Linked DNA regions of Homo sapiens: region 1 is linked to region 2. Evidence: read pairs that join two places in POLR2A ChIA-PET (ENCODE). Cell type or tissue: PC-9. All regions are shown on one strand. Links, peaks and the distances in the headings refer to the core of each region. The heading gives the core; the rest is flanking DNA.

What was found. Peaks named below come from ENCODE experiments on the same cell type or tissue, not always from the same donor. Only the 100,000 strongest peaks of a DNase experiment are listed, where the experiment ranks them.
Region 1: POLR2A ChIA-PET joins it to region 2 with 11 read pairs; 18 of 35 experiments call an interaction of 5 or more read pairs at or near these places.

The regions. Positions count from the first base shown.
Region 1 is chr4:185,192,710-185,201,288 of GRCh38, forward strand. The region is part of intron 1 of CFAP97 (cilia and flagella associated protein 97); the gene reads right to left. Among named protein-coding and RNA genes, the nearest start is that of CFAP97, 7.0 kb to the right of the region's middle. In PC-9, for the core only: no CTCF peak of the experiment used is centred there; DNase peaks (open chromatin) are centred at 2,762 and 3,942; H3K27ac peaks cover 1,736 bases.
Region 2 is chr4:185,401,723-185,410,301 of GRCh38, forward strand. UFSP2 (UFM1 specific peptidase 2) reads right to left here. Exons shown (of 12, transcript NM_018359.5): 8 at 6,549-6,713; 9 at 6,214-6,338; 10 at 4,058-4,134; 11 at 1,772-1,896. It also overlaps a transcript of CFAP96 not described here. Among named protein-coding and RNA genes, the nearest start is that of ANKRD37, 9.2 kb to the left of the region's middle. In PC-9, for the core only: no CTCF peak of the experiment used is centred there; no DNase peak of the experiment used is centred there.

The sequences.
Region 1 (8,579 bases), core at 352-8,351, 210 kb before region 2:
TTCTTAAGATCAGAATTGACCTTCTTTTTTTTTTTTTTTTTTTTTTTTTGAGACGGAGTCTCGCTCTGTCACCCAGGCTGGAGTGCAGTGGTGCAATCTCGGCTCAGTGCAAGCTCCGCCTCCCGGGTTCACGCCATTCTCCTGCCTCAGCCTCCCGAGTAGCTGGGACTACAGGCGCCCGCCACCACGCCCGGCTAATTTTTTGTAGTTTTAGTAGAGACGGGGTTTCACCGTGTTATCCAGGATGGCCTGGATCTCCTGACCTTGTGATCCGCCCACCTCGGCCTCCCAAAGTGCTCAAATTACAGGCGTGAGCCACCGCGCCCCACCCAGAATTGACCTTCTAATACTATTCTCCACTAAAAAACCCCAGGACTCCTTCGCAGGCAGGGGACTGCATTTCTGGAGGCAAAGAGCCTGGATCAGCTTATTGTTGCCAGAAAGCACAATATTCACAAATATGCCTGGGGTGGCAGGAATGAAACAGAGGATCAGTTTAAAGGGGCTTCCACTGTCCAAGTTGGACAATTCAGCATTGAAAAAGAAAAAAGACAAACATACATAAAAATGAAAAAATAATTTCTATGAGAAGCCATGAGTACACATTGATAGTCAAAAGTGACAATAAAATAATTTCCAATAATAAAACAGCAAAAGGCCAGGCACGGTGGCTCATGCTGTAATCCCAGCACTTCGGGAGGCAAAGGCGGGTGGATCACAAGGTCAGGAGTTCGAGACTACTCTGGCCAATATAGTGAAACCCCATCTCTACTAGAAATACAAAAAATTAGCCAGGTGTGGTAGTGTGCGCCTGTAATCCCAGCTACTCAGGAGGCTGAGGCAGGAGAATGGCGTGAACCCAGGAGGTGGAGGCTGCAGTGCGCCGCGATCACGCCATTGTACCACTCCAGCCCAGACGACAATATGAGACTGTGTCTTAAAAACAAAACAAAAATAGCAAAAAATGCAATTATGTGCTCACTATATTCATATTATAATTAATTCTATTTTACATCAAATCAGGGAGTAAAAGATTATGTAATCTGTATCCTAAACCAGCCACAACACTCTGCAGCCTTTAGGCAGGAGAATTGCTGAAACCCAGGAGACAGAGGCTGCAGTGAGCTGAGATCGCACCACTGCACTCCAGCCTGGGCGACAGAGAGAGACTCCATCTGATAAATAAATAAATAAATAAATAAGGGAATTCTAACATTACTTGGAACATGGAAAAGCTTCTGTAGATAAATATTACGATTCTGTTAACATCATCACTTAGATCACGAGTCAGCAAACTACCTGTCCGTAAACGAAATCTTGTCTGCCATCTGTTTTTGTAAATAAAGTTTTATTGGAACACAGCCCCACTGATGGGTATATGTATTGTCTCCCCCAGCTTTCACACTACGACTGCAGAGCTAAGTAGCTGTGATTGAGACCCTATGGCCCACAGAGACTAAAATACTTAGCATCTGATCCCTTACTGAAAAGTTTGTAGGCCAGGCGCAGTGGCTCACGCCTGTAATCCCAACACTTTGGGAAGCCGAGGCGGGTGGATCACCTGAGGTCAGGAGTTCGAGACCAGCCCGGTCCACATGGCGAAACTCCTTCTCTACTAAAAATACAAAAATTAGCCGGGTGTGGCAGTGCGTGCCTGTAATCCCAGCCACTAGGGAGGCTGAGGCAGGAGGATCACTTGAATGCAGGAGGCAGAAGTTGCAGTGAGCTGAGATTGCACCATTGCACTCCAGCCTGGGCGACAAGAGTGAGACTCCATCTCAAAAAAAAGAAAAGTTTGTAGATCCTTGGTTGATAGATTTATTTAAATTTTTTAAAGAAACAGGTCCTCACTCCATCGCCCAGGCTGGAGTACAGTGACAGGATTCTAGCTCACTGCAGCCTCCAACTCCTGGGCTCAAGTGATCCTCCCACCTCAGCCTCCAGAGCAGCTGGGACTACAGGTGCATACCACTGTGCCCAGCTTGTAGACCCTTGATTTAGATGATGTATGAACATGAAAAATACAGAATACAAAACTTTTCTATACTGAATTAATAATACAATTTACAGTTAAAGCAAAACTAGGGGAGAGGAGGCCATAAGTTAAGAATTGACCTTTAAAAGAAAAATGACATACAACCCCATTATAGTTCCATTACTGTTACCATAATAGTGTTTGTGTAATAAATTAGGCACATAAGTGATGAGTGGGAGTCTGCTCAGTGGTTGAAACGAATCAATGGAGTCAGACACACCCAGACTCAAAATATGATTCTGCTACTTCCCAGTTGTGCGATCCTGGGCATGTACACAGGATGTTCACGACAGCACAGCATCTACTACTGTTTGCAGTAGCAATGCATGAGGAACAACTTTACTGTCTATTAAGAGGAAAATGAATAAATAAAATGTCGTGTAAGCACATATCTGCCAAAAAGGATACACTGAGATCTACAAAAATAACACTGAATAAAAAAGCAGAATTTAAAAAGCAACGAGGCTGGCACCATGGCTCATGACTGTAATCTCAGCAGTTAGGGAGGCCAAGGTGGGAGGACTGCTTGAGCCCAGGAGTTCCAGACCACATAATGAGACCCCGTTGCTACAAGAAATTAAAAAATAAAAATTAGCTGGGCATAGTGGTGTGCCTGGAGTCCCAGCTACTGAGGAGGCTGAGGTAGAAGGATCACCTGTGCACAGGAGGTTGATAATGCAATGAGTCATCATCACACCACTGCACTCCAGCCTGGGCTACAGGGCAAGACCTTGTCTCAAAATAAACAAATAAATAAGCAAGCAATGATACAATTACATAAAACTTAAAACATATACAAAACAATGCTATATTCTTCATGAGCACAAACATACAAGCCAAGTTATAGAACATGGATTGGAAGGATACACATTAAACATGAGTATAACTCATGAGGGGAGGGGAGAGGAGTAGTGTGCTCAGGGGAAGGAGAAATATAAAAACTCGGATAGAGGCCTGCGATCTTGAGTCATCACAAACGTAAAGACTATGGCTGATCATAATCTAATTTTGCCCACTTGAATGTAAAAGGAAAAACAAACTAAAATAGCCACTGAATGGTGAATAGGTCTTATAACACTGTCATTAAACTCCCAAAAATGTCACCTTTTTTTGTGAGATAATTCACCTTTGAAAACAAAATGTCAAGGAGTGGAATAAAAAGAACTGTGGATACCCCACAGTGTAATGGTGAGCACTCTGGACTCTAAAAAGAACTGTGGTTGTTGTTTTTTCCTTTCTTACTTTGTTGTGTGGTTAAGAATATCTTTGCAATTAAAAATTTTAAATTGTTTCTTCAAATTTCAAAAGTAAACGGTTTAATAGCATAGCCCAGAGCAATATTTTATAAACTACAGGTCACAATCCAGTTTAAAATCAATTCAGTAGCTCATGTCCATCATTAAACTGACGAAGTAGAACACAGTGTAATAATCAAGAGTGCATTATAGGCCAGGTGCAGTGGCTCACGCCTGTAATCCCAGCACTTTGGGAGGCCGAGGTGGGCAGATCACTTGAGGTAGGAGTTCAAGACCAGCCTGGCCAACATGATGAAACCCTGTCTCTACCAAAAATATAAAAAATTAGCTGGGTGTGGTGGCACGTGCCTATAATCCCAGCTACTCGGGAGGCTGAGGCAGGAGAATCACTTGAACCTGGCAGGCGGAGGTTGCAGTGAGCTGAGATCATGCTTCCAGCCTGGGGGACAGAAGGATAGTCCGTCTCAAAAAAAAAAAAAAAAGAGTGCATTACATATTATAAGAGTAAGTTTCATGAAACCATCATTTCTATTACTTAAATGCATTGAGTGTACTAGGCCTTGATGTAAAACCAGCTTCACATTCCTGAGAGTCTCAGGCAAGGGTTGGAAATGCCACTGATCTATGGAGATAAAAAGCTTTCATCAAAAGGTAATGTACTATGATACATAAAGATGGAATGAAAGGTTAAACTTTGGGTGGTATTAGACAGTGTCAAGTGTCATAGGTAATATGACAGAGTCTAGGAAAACTCTGCTAATAGATTAAGGCCTCACTACAATAAATCAGGAACCAGAGTTGAAGAAATGTAGTTTAAGGCCAAGCGCAGTGGGTTGCGCCTGTAATCCCAGCATTTTGGGAAGCTGAGGTGAATGGATTATTTGAGGTCAGGAGTTCAAAACCAGCCTGGCCAACGTGGTGAAACCTTATCTTTACAAAAATACAAAGATTAGCTGGGTGTGGTGGCAGGCGCCTGTAATCCCAGCTACTCAAGAAGCTGAGGCAGGAGAATTGCTTGAATCCAGGAGGCAGAGGTTGCAGTGAGCTGATATTTTGCCACTGCACTCCATCCTGGGCAATAGAGCGAGACTCCCTCTTAATTAAAAAAAAAAAAAAAAAAAAAGACATGTAGCTTAAATTACAAATATAAAAAATAAACATTTTCTTGAAATTTGAAGAAACTGAAATCACAAAATTATTTAGCTATAAGAGATGGATGATTACACTGAAGAAATGAAGAGATCTTAAACATAACAAAAGAGTAATTTTACTAACTCACAATCAAGTAATAAGTTTCTATTAATTCTTGGCCCAGAATTAATATTACACATATGTATATAAACTTATTAACAGCCACGTGACTATTACACTGAATGTCTCTGCTGGATTTTACTGGCGAATATATTAAAAGAAAAGTTGTTTTTGAATTTTTTTTTTTTTTTTGAGACAGAGTCTCTCTGAGTCTCCCAGGCTGGAGCGCAGTGGCGCGTGATCTCGGCTCACCGCAACCTCAGACTCCCTGCTTCAAGGGATTCTCCTGCCTCAGCCTCCCGAGTAGCTGGAATTACAGGCACGTGCCACCACACCCGGCTAATTTTTGTATTTTTAGTAGAGATGGGGTTTCACCGTGTTAGCCAGGATGGTCTTGATCTCCTGACCTCGGGATCCGCCCGCCTTGGCCTCCCAAAGTGCTGGGATTACAGGTGTGAGCCACCGCGAAAAGTTTAAATTTTCCTAGTCCACTTAACATCCAAATTATTCCAACTCCCATCCCTTAGAAAATTTTAAATCAAAAGCTAGAAATGATTAAGCTTAGTGAGGAAGGTATGCTGAAAGTCCAGGAGACAGGCCAAAAGCTAGGCCTCTTGCACCAGTTAGCCAAGTTGTGAAAGCAAAGGAAAAATTCTTGAAGGAAATTAAGACTGCTACTTCAGCGAACATGGGAATAAGAAAGCGAAAGAGCCTTACTGCTGATATGGAGAAAGTCTGAATGGTCTGGATACACCAAGCCAGCCACCACATTCCCCTAAGCCAAAGCCTAGTCCAAAGCAAGGCCCTCACTCACTTTCAATTCTATGAAGGCCGAGAGAGGTAAAGACGATGTAGAAATCTCAAGCTACCTGAGGCTGTCTCATAAGGTTTAAGAAAAGAAGCCTGCTCAGCCGGGTGTGGTGGCTCACGCCTATAATCCCAACACTTCCGGAGGCTGAAGTGGGCAGATCACTTGAAGTCAGGAGTTCAAGACCAGCCTGGCCAACACGGTGAAACCCTATCTCTACTAAAAATACAAAAACCAGCCAGGTGTGGTGGCAGGAGCCTGAAGTCCCAGCTACTTGGGAGGCTGAGGCACAAGAATCCTTTGAACTGGGAAGGCAGAAGCTGCAGTGAGCCAAGATTGCATCACTACACTCCAGCCTGGGTGACAGAGTGAGACTCTGTCTTAAAAAAAAAAAAAAGAAAGAAAGGAAGAAAAAGAAGCCTACTCTATCACATAAAAGTACAAGGTAAGCCAGGCATGGTGGCTCACGCCTGTAATCCCAGAACTTTGGGAGGCCGAGATGGGCAGATCACCTCAGGTCAGGAGTTCAAGACCAGCCTGACCAAAATGGTGAAACCCCATCTCTACTAAAAATACAAAATTAGCCGGGTGTGGTGGCGCATGCCTGTAATCCCAGCTACAGAGGAGGCTGAGGCAGGAGAATCACTTGAAGCCAGGAGATGGAGGTTGCAGTAAGCCGAGATCGCGTCATTGCACTCCAGCCTGGGCAACAAGAGCGAAACTCCATCTCAAAAAAAAGACAAAACAGTACAAGGTAAAACAGCAAGTGCTGATGGAGAAGCTGCAGAAGATCTAGCTAAGAGAATTGCTGAATGTGACTACAATAAACATCAGATTTCCAGTGCAGACGAAACAGCCTTCCATTGGAAAAGGATGCTAACCATCTAGGATTTTCATAGCTAGAGGGAGAAGTCAATACCTGGTCTCAACACTTCAAAGAACAGGCTGACTCTTATTAAGAGCTAATGGAGCTGGTGACTTTAAAATGAAGCCCGTGCTCATTTACCATTTCAAAAATATTAGGGCCCTTAGGCTGGGTACAGTGGCTCCCACCTGTAATTCCAGCACTTTGGGAGGCTGAGACGGGCGGATCACTTGAGGCCAGGAGATGGAGACCAGCCTGAGCAACAGGGCGAAACCCCATCTCTACAAAAAGAGAAAAATTAGCCAGGAGTAGTGGCATGTACCTGTTAATTCCAGCTACTGGGGAAGCTGAGGCTGGAGAATAGGTTGAACCCAGGAGGCAGGTTGCAGTGAGCCGCGATCCGGCCACTGCACTACAGCCTGGGTGACAGAGCAAGACTCCGTCTCAAAAAAGAAAAGAAAAATCTGGGTGCGGTGCCTCCCACCTATAATCCAAGCACTTTCGGAGGCCAAGGCAGGTGGATCACCTGAGGTCAGGAGTTCCAGACCAGCCTGGCCAACATGGTGAAACCCTGTCTCCACTAAAAATAACAAAAGTTAGCCAGGGGCTAATTTTTATATTAATAGTCTCAGCTACTCGGGAGGCTGAGGCATGAGAATCACTTGAACCCAGGAGGTGGAGGTTGCAGTGAGCCAAGATTGTGCCAGTGCATTTCAGCCTGGGTGAGGCAGCAAGACTCTGTCCAAAAAAAACAAAAAAGAAAAAATCTTAAGGGCCTTAAGAATTATGCTAAATCTACTCTGCCTGTGGTCTATATATAAAACAAAAAGCCCAAATGACAGCACACCTATTTACAGCCATAATTCACTTTATGTTTTAAGCCCACTGTTGAGATCGACTGCTCAGACAAAAAATTCAAAATATTACTGCTCATTGACAATGTACCTGGTCACCCAATAGCTCTAATGAAGATGTGCAAGATTAATGTTTTCACGCCTGCTAACAACATCCACTCTGCAGCCCATGGTTCAAGGAGTAAGTCAAATTTCAAGTCTTACTTTTCAAGAAATACATTTTGTAAGGCCATATTTGTCACAGATAATAATTCCTCTGACGGATCTGAGCAAAATAAATTGAAAACCTTCCCCATTAAGAACACTTATGATTCATAGGAGGAGGTCAAAATATCAACATCAACAAGAGTTTGGAAGAAGCTGATTCTAACCCTTATGGATAACTTTAAGGGATTTAAGACTTAACTGGGGAAGGAACTGCAGCTGTGGTAGAAATGGCACGGGAACTAGAATTAGAAGTGGAGCCTGGTATTTTAGAAGGCCAAGGCAGGAGGACCAGTTGAGCCCAGAAGTTTTAGACCAGCCTGGACAACATAGTGAGATCCCGTCTCTTAAAAGAAAAAACTAAACTACAAAATTAGCTGGGCACGGTGGCTCACGCCTATAATCCCAGCACTTTGGGAGGCTGTGGCAGGCAAATGACTTGAGGACAGTAGTTCGAGACCAGCCTGGCCAACAGGGTGAATCTCCGTCTCTACTAAAAATACAAAAATTAGCTAGGTGTGGTAGCACATGTCTGTAATCCCAGCTACTCGGGAGGCTGAGGCATGGGAATCACTTGAACCTGGGAGGTAGAGGTTGCAGCAGTGAACCGAGCTTGCGTCACGGCACTCCAGCGGGTGACAGAGTGAGATTCTGTCTCAAAAAAAAAAAAGCTGGGTTGCAGTGGCACGTGCCTGTAGAGGCTGTGAGGCAGGAGGATCACTTGGGCTGGGGAGGTTGAGGCTGCAATGACCTGGGATCATGCCAAAGCACTGCAGCCTGGGTGACAGAACAAGACCCTGTCAAAAAAAAGAAAAAATAAGTGGTGCCTCAAGATGTAACTGAATTGCTGCAATCTCACAATAAAACTTGAACAGATGAGGACTTGCTTCTTATGGATGAGCAAAGAAAGTAGTTTCTTGAGATGGAATTTACTCCTGAAGAAGCTGTAAATGTAGTTGAAATGACAACAAATGATTTAGAATATTCTGTATACTTAGCTAATAAAGCAGCGGCAGGGTTTGAGAAGACTGACTATGTTTTAAAGAAGTTCTACTGTGAGGCTCGGTGCTGTGGCTCACGCCTGTAATCCCAACACTTTGGGAGGCCGAGGTGGGTGGATCACTTCAGGTCAGAAGTTGAAGACCAGTCTGACCAACATGGTGAAACCTCATCTCTACTACAAATAAAAAAAAATTAGCTGGGCGTGGTGGCCCATGTCTGTAATCCCAGCTACTTGGGAGGCTGAGGCAGGAGAATCTCTTGAACCCAGGAAGCGGAGGTTGCAGTGAGCCCAGATCACACCACT
Region 2 (8,579 bases), core at 98-8,097:
TTTCTGCTGTTGAAAAGTTCTATAGAAATAGAACTAGCAAAGATGGAGATTGCAATTCTCAGAGAAAGAAATCAGGGACAATCCCTTACTCTAATTGTTCAGAAACCTTACCTAGATAATGCCATGTAGTGCAGAGCCCCTTGAGTCAACCAGAAAAGAGAAATTTGATGATGAAAATAATTAAGGCTTCTCCCTGCCTTTAAGAAAAAATCGAAATGCCTGGTTCACAAAGACCACCCTTTCTGACTGAGCTTGGTGTGTCCTTCCAGCCTCACCTCTTCGCCTAGCTCTGGACGCACTGATCTACCTGCAGTGCGGCTTTCACTGTTTCTACAAGGCAGGGGCCACCACAGCACCAGCCTCGTAGAAGCACCTGAGATACCATTTTTTTTTTCTCGAGAGTCCTTTTTGCACTCTCCTTCTCTGTCCTACCCTAAAGGTTTTAGCTCCCGAAAAACCTCGTGTAATACTAGTGCTTAGGACAGTGCCTGGCACTTGTTAGGTACTTTAATAAATACTGAATGGAATGAACACCTTGCTACAGAACAAGAATATTGCTACTATATTCAGTAAGATACATGCACCAGTCAAAAAACCTTTTATAGACTTCAAATTCCAAATGCTGTGAAAGAGAAAAGGAAAAAAAAACACTTAAAACTGTAACAACACATTTCTATCCTATTAGTGTTTATACCCTTATCATAAACAAAAGACTTCAGTAAACTGAGGATATAACAGAGTTGGACTACACACATTAAAAACTTTTTTTTGAGCTGGAATTTCACTCCTGTTGCCCAGGCTGGGGTGCAATGGCGCCATCTCAGCTCACTGCAACCTCTGCCTCCCGGGTTCAAGTGATTCCCCTGCCTCAGCCTCCCAAATAGCCAAGATTATAGGCGCCCACCACCACACCTGGCTTATTTTTGCATTTTTAGTAGAGATGGGGTTTCACCATGTTGGCCAGGCTGGTCTCGAATTCCTGATCTCAGGTGATCTGCCCACCTCAGCCTCCCAAAGTGCTGGGATTACAGGTGTGAGCCACCACGCCTGGCTTAAAACTCTTTAACATATTAAAACATTTTATCTTTAGTTTATAGTTTAAAAGGTGGTTATGTATTCTCTGCAATTTCAATGTATTTGGCAGCGAATATAAATGTTACTTAAAATTCAAGTTAATTATGTTTTACAATACTTTCTCCTAAAGACTTGGTACTGAGTTTTCATATGTGAGAATTAGTTGCCTATGAATTAACAAATTTTTACCTCCTTTATCTGCTATTGTAAGTAAGAATACTCTTAAATATGTATCAACTTCAAACCCTTTATAGAATGAGATTAGGTTATATGTAAATGAATTAAAATTAGTCAAGCCTCCATAATGTCTAGCATACTGCTTAGCTATCTTTTGGTTAATTCTAAAATTTTAAAAGTTTATATATTCTGCTCATCTATTTTAAGACATTGATAAACTTTGATACATTTGTTTATGAAAGCTCTAAAATCTCCAAAGGAATATATTTATGAGTGTGTGTCCTATTATTAATTTTAATAGCTGAGAAAGTTTCTATAAACCTAAATTTTGTCTTTTGCAATGTGCTTTGTTCTTGCACATTCCCTATACAGAGACGGCTACTTACAACAGCCTCAGAAGGCCTCCACACAGGGAGATCTCTGCCCTCAGCTTATTGTCTTTCTGTTACCAGCCAGTTTGTGATCCTTCATTTCTAGCTTCTTTGCCTTTTGTCTCAATTTGTGTTAAATGGATACTTACCTTTTCCAAAATAACTTGCAGGTCTTCAGCACCGGTATAATGTGGATCTAGAATCAGAAACTTTATCTGCCCTGTAATCTCATTCCATGCAACTCCTAGTATTGTGTGGGCCAAAACTCCTCCCCCTATAGAAGAAAAAATAGGAAATACGAATGAAGGCATAAACAAATGTCAAATGCCTATTCAATTTAAATAGACAGATTACGGCCGGGCGTGGTGGCTCACACCTGTAATCCCAGCACTTTGGGAGGTGGGTGGATCACGAGGTCAGGAGATGGAGACCATCCTGGCTAATGCAGTGAAACCCTGTCTCTACTAAAAAAATACAAAAAAAATAGCTGGGCTTGGTGGCAGGCGCCTGTAGTCCCAGCTCCTGCTGAGGCAGGAGAATGGCATGAACCTGGGAGACGGAGCTTGCACTGAGCCGAGATCATGCCACCGCACTCCAGCCTGGGCGACACAGCAAGACTCTCAAAAAAAAAAACAAAAAAAAACAACATTACTTTGCTTATTAACTGATCTAAAATAGCATTAAAATGGACTACCCTACACTATAAAAGACACAATGTCAGATATACTCTGAAAGGATAAAATTACATCTTTAACACAAAAGATACAATCATATCTATAATCACATACAATTTATATTCTACATTCACATCCATATAATTACCTAAAATGGATTTAGAAAGGGCCATAAACTCCTCCCAACAGAGTAACAATCTGCTGTAGTGCCTCTCTCAGCAGATGGTCCTGCTGCCTCTGAGTACCTCCAGTGATATAGCACTCCATTCATTAAGTTTTTTTTTTTTTTTTTTTTTTTGAGCTAGAGTCTCACGTCACCCAGGCTGGAGTGCGATAGCGTGACCTCGGCTCACTGCAACCTCTGCCTTCCAGGTTCAAGCAATTCTCCTGCCTCAGCCTCCTGAGTAGCTGAGACTACAGGCGCACACCAGCACACCCAGCGAATTTTTTGTATTTTTTTTTAGTAGAGACGGGGTTTCACTGTTAGCCAGGATGGTCTCGATCTCCTGACCTCGTGATCGACCCACCTTGGCCTCCCAAAGTGCTGGGATTACAGGCGTGAGCCACTGTGCCCAGTCTTTTTTTTTGAGACAGAGTCTTGCTCTGCTACCCAGGCTGGAGTACAGTGGGCAATCCCGGCTCACTGCAACCTCCACCTCACAGCTCAAGCGATTCTCCTGTTTCAGCATCCCAAGTAGTTGGGATTACAGGTGTGTGCCACCACACCCAGCTAAATTTTGTATTTTTAGTAGAGACAGTGTTTTGCCATGTTGGCCAGGCTGGTCTCGAACTCTTGGCCTCAAGTGATCCGCCCGCCTCAGCCTCCCAAAGTGCTGGATTACAGGCATGAGCCACTGTGCCTGGCTAGAAAATGTATTTTAAAACATAAGCTCATACAATCAGGAGTCAGGCGTGAGCTACTGGGCCCGGCCTACTCATTAAGTTCTTTCTGATATTTTGCTGACATCAGCCTACCTCCATTTCTTTTTTTTTTTTTTTTCTTTTGAGACAGTGTCTCACTTTTGTAACCCAGGCTGGAGAGCAGTGGATCTCTTGGCTCACTGCAGCCTCCTGGGCTCAAGCAATCCTCCCACCTCAGTCTCCTGAATAGCTGGCACTATAGGCTCACACTACCATGCCAGCTAATTTGTGTGTTTTTTTTTTTTTGGTAGAGACGCGGTCTGGCCCATGCTGGTCTTGAATTCCTGGATGCAAGCTATCCTCCTGCCTCAGCCTCCCGAAGTGCTAGGATTACAGGTGTGAGCCACTATGCCCAGCTTCTACCTCCATTTCTTACACACTAGTCTCACCTTGCCTTCTGTCATCACAGGACAGGTCTTGTTCTTCAAAGAATTAAGCATCTTTAGATCAGCTAATCCAATCTTCTTATTTTACAAATAAAATCCACAGAGGTAAGTAATTGCAAAATCTCACAAAGCCAGCCCAGTTATGACAGAGTCATGACTTACGAAGCTCAGCTGAGTGACCGTTTCCTCTTTTTAATACTGTTCTCAGCTCTTTAAATGTTTGAACATAGCTACCATTTCTCAGCCTTTACTTCTTCTGGTTATTATAATCTTTTTTGTAACCTTTAAGCCACCTTAGAAATTTTTTTCAATATCCAGAGATCCATACATATGGTGTAAAAGTTAATTTCAAAATTTTTTAAATGACTGATTTTATGCAACATTAAATATTTATATCAATGATAAGTTTTGCATATTACTCACTCTACCAAAAACAGTGTCTGAAACAGCTTACCGATCATAACTGGAGTTCCTTCACTTTGGAAATGATTAGCCAGTTCCCGTCCTTGAGAGGCAATTTCTGAACCTTGGCTAGAAAGAAACCATTTTCTATCAGATGAACTACTTCCAACACTACGGTCAAATAATGAGCTAGGAGACAATGTTTCCTACTTTCTTGTTTTTTCGGGTGTTACTGAAAAAATATATAAATGTAAAAAAATTAAGTGTTAGGGAACTGAGAGCAATTAAACTGTGCAATTTAAAGCAACATAAACTCAAAATACTTAAGGCCACCAAGTGTGCTAGATAAGACGCTAAAAGACCTTGATTTTCTGCTTCTTGAACTGTATAAAGGAGGCCTGGGTTTTTAACATGAAGTTAAAACATCACCTTGGTGCTCAGGGAGTTCTTATGGATGGATTAATCAGAAGAATGAGTGTTAAGTCCTGGGTTCTTGCCTTCTTGCTGGTAGACTTCTTAGTCTGTATTTCCTCATCTTTAAATTGGGACCCAAAACGCTGACCTGTCTACATAACAGAGGAGAGTCTAGGCCTAAAATACATGTCTGTGAAATCAATGTGAAAACTGCAAAATGTTTTCAAGTGCAACATACTATTTTTAGGGAATCTCAGAATTTTTACTTTTGAAAAGAGAAAGATAGATGGGATAATGAAGGGAGGTATTTTTTGGGGGAAGGTGCCCGGTGGTGCTAAACCTTAGCTCTTGCTTAATGAGGAACGTATGTTTTAATGTACCAAAACTGTAACTTTTAAAAAAAGTTCTTCACTACTTAAGTCTGTCATTGTTTTATATTATTATTATTTTTTGAGATGGAGGCTCGCTCTGTTGCCCAGGCTGGAGTGGAGTGGCGCGATCTCAGCTCACTGCAACCTCCGCCTCTCAGGTTCAAGCGATTCTCCTTCCTCAGCCTCCTGAGTAGCTGGGATTACAGACGTGTGCCACCATGCCCGGCTCATTTTTATATTTTTAGTAGAGACAGGGTTTCACCATGTTGGCCAGGCTGGTGTCAAACTGCCAACCTCAGGTGATCCACCCACCTTGGCCTCCCAAAGTGCTGGGATTACAGGCGTGAGCCACTGTGCCCAGCCAGTCTGTCATTTTTTTACCACTGATTTCCATAACCACTGAGGAAAGGATAAAATTACATCTTTAACACATAAAAGATACAATGAGGACGATGTTACTGTAATTAACAATAGAAAATGTATTTTATTTGTTTTTTGGCTTTTCTTTTTTTTTTTTTTTTTTTTTAGAAAATGTATTTTTCTGTTTTTTTTTTTTGAAAGGGAGTCTCGCTTTGTTGCCTGTGCTGGAGTGCAGTGGCATGATCTTGGCTCACTGCAACCTCCACCTCCTGGGTTCAAGCGATTCTCCTGCCTCAGCCTCCCAAGTAGCTGGGATTACAGGCATGCGCCACCATACCCAGCTAATTTTTTTTGTATTTTTAGTAGAGACAGGGTTTTGCTCTGCTGGCCAGGCTGGTCTCAAACTCCTGACCTCAGGGGATCCACCCACCTCGGCCTCCCAAAGTGCTACGATTACAGGCGTGAGCCACTGCACCTGGCTAGAAAATGTATTTTAAAACATAAGCTCATACAATCAGGAGTCAGCTAGTTATGGTCATAGAAAATAATTAATTTATATTTTCTCATTTTAATATTAGAATTATGGTTAAGATCATTGGAAAAGACAAAATGAATACATTATTTGAACACATTACTAGATTATTAACGTTTTAGAAAGAAAAAGAGCAGGAGGTAAACAAAAAGGTCAGTCATAGTTCAACATTTGAGTTTTGCCTTTTAAGACTTTTTAAAAGATTGGAGCATAAAGAAACTGTTAATATAATTTTTATGACTTTACTCAACGTTAATATATTTTTAAGTTTTCCTCTTCTAGGCTAAAATTAGGCCTAAATAATACAAGTATACATTACATCACAAAGTTTATTCATAAAATCAGAGCCTTCCAAAAAAAAATGAAAAAAAATTAAGATTAAAAAATGAGATTTATAAAGCAATGAGTAATAAGGAAGAAGGAAAAGGAATAAAAAGAAATAAGGGAAGATACCATTTTTTCTATTATTTTAATTAAAATGACAGACTGTCACTTTGAAATGATTTATCTAATTTCTTAAAGTGTGCTTACCTGACAAACAGGATTTTTGACGTTATACCGATCAATTGGTTTAGTACCAGCTGCACCTCAATAGATCCAATCCATTGCCGCGATCCGACAAATGTTGCTGGTTTGTCCCCGGCATCGACTAGAGCCTTGATGTATTTAAAAATATAAAACATCCATACACAAGACAGCTATTAAAAACGATGTTTAGGGCATTTTCCCTGATTACCAGTACAAGAATTTTTTTTTCTTCAAAACAGAAATAAGTCTGCACCATGAGGTAACAAAAATTATCAATGGTATATTAAGGGCTAATGAAACATACAGTTGATTATAATTTAAAACGGTATGTTCTGTACCTGCTGAATTTCTCTGTGTGTTGGAATGGACCTCTCTGTGTATCCCTGATGTTTGAACCAAGAGCAGATAGTCTGCAGAGATCGATAAGCACAGCCCCAGCCATTGTCATCTATGCGATCCTGCATATAATGATGATAGCCATATATGCCCTGGACCACATAAATCTATATACAGAGAAGAAACACAGTAAAATATTAACTTAGGATAGAAGTACATATTCTATATATGCTCCCGAATTATGTTTAATGTTCTTAGAGTTAGACTGTTACTTTAGTTCCTTATAAAAATGCCTTCACAGATCTATGGTTTAACATTATACCTTCTTGGCTTTTTATTTGAGGTTCAAAGTCCTTACCACAGGGCCCAGCAGGACCTACCTTCTGGCCTCCTCTCCAATTTCATCTCCTAAACTTTTCCCTATTGCTCCCTCTACTTTCGGTTCCCATATACCAGGGGCAATATGACCTTGGAGCCTCATGGTTCTCTTGGCCTGGAACTCTCTTTTCCCAAATTAATTGTACAGCTTGCACTCTTACTTCACTCAGGTTTCCATTTAGATGTCAAAGGTCTTCCTTGACCATCCAGTCTACAAACGGCCCACTCATTCTCTCACTACCCCACCCCCTGCCTCACCTGTCATCTCTGTCCTCTTTATGTTTTTATTTTTCAAAGTATATCATGACTTGATATACTTTAAATGATACATTACTTATCATTTAAAAAATATCTGCCTACTTACACTAATATGTGAGCTCAGTGAGTACATACACTGTGTCTTATCCATTTTTGGGCCCAAGCTTCTACAACACGCCTGGCACACGGTTAATATAAATGCTGCTGAATAAATGCTGAATGAATGAAGGAAGGAATAAAGGAATGAACAAACAAATGAAGGGTCCATATCATGGGACACAGGAAGAATGTGTCTAAATTTATAAACCTGCTATGATTACAGCCCAAGTATGTTATTTGATGACGCTAAGTTAAGGGTCAAAAAATAAAGATAAATAAATTACTAATATCATATAAATTCTTACTTATAGTGCTAAGAATGTATATGTCTTTTTTTATTAAAGAACTGGGTTTTTGTTTTTATTTTTTTGAGATTGGGTCACACTATGTTGCTCAGGTTGGTCTTGAACTTCTAGGCTCAAGTGATCCTCCTGCCTCAGCCTCCTGAGTAGCTGGGATTACAGTTGCACACCACCATGCCTGGCTCCAAACTGATGATATTTTTAAAAAATTAAGTGAGAGGAGATAGGGACAAGATAGAACCAACCCTCACCCAACAATTAGAGAATATATATTCTGCCCAAGCACAGATAGAAAAATTTATAACTTGACCATTGTGACAGGCTGAAAAGTGGCTCCCAAAAGGTATGTATGTCCTAATCCCTGGAACTTGTGAATGCACCCTCTGTGCCAAAAAGTAAAAGAAAAAAGGAAAGCAAAGGTATTCATAGACGTGATTAAGGATCTTAAGATGGGGAGGTTATCCTGGATCCTAGTGTGCCCTAAATGCAATCACATATATTCTTAAAAGAGAGGGGCATAGGAGGAGAAGGTAATGTGACTGAGGAGGCAGAGATCGGAATGATGGGGCCACAAACCAAAGGATGCTGGCAGCCATCAGATTAAGGAATGGATTCTCCCCAAGAGCCTATGGAGGGAAGGTGGTCCTGCTGACATTGTGATGTCAGCCCAGTGATACTACTTTCAGAACTCCAGAACTGAGACAATACATTTTTGTAGTTTTAAGCCATCAAATATGTTATTATTTTTTAGGGAACAAATACAAGTTTCAATAAATTTCAGAGTTAGTTTCACTTAGAATTCTTTCTGACCAGGAGGCAAGAGTCAGAAACCAGTTAAAACAAGAAGAAAAAAAAAGCAAAAAAGAAAAATAAATTCTGACATATTTGGACATTAACAAACACTTCTAAATAATACATGGACAAAAGAAAAACCATAATAGAAAAATATAAAAATACTTAGAAGTGAACAAAACTAAAATCCTTCAAATTAAACCT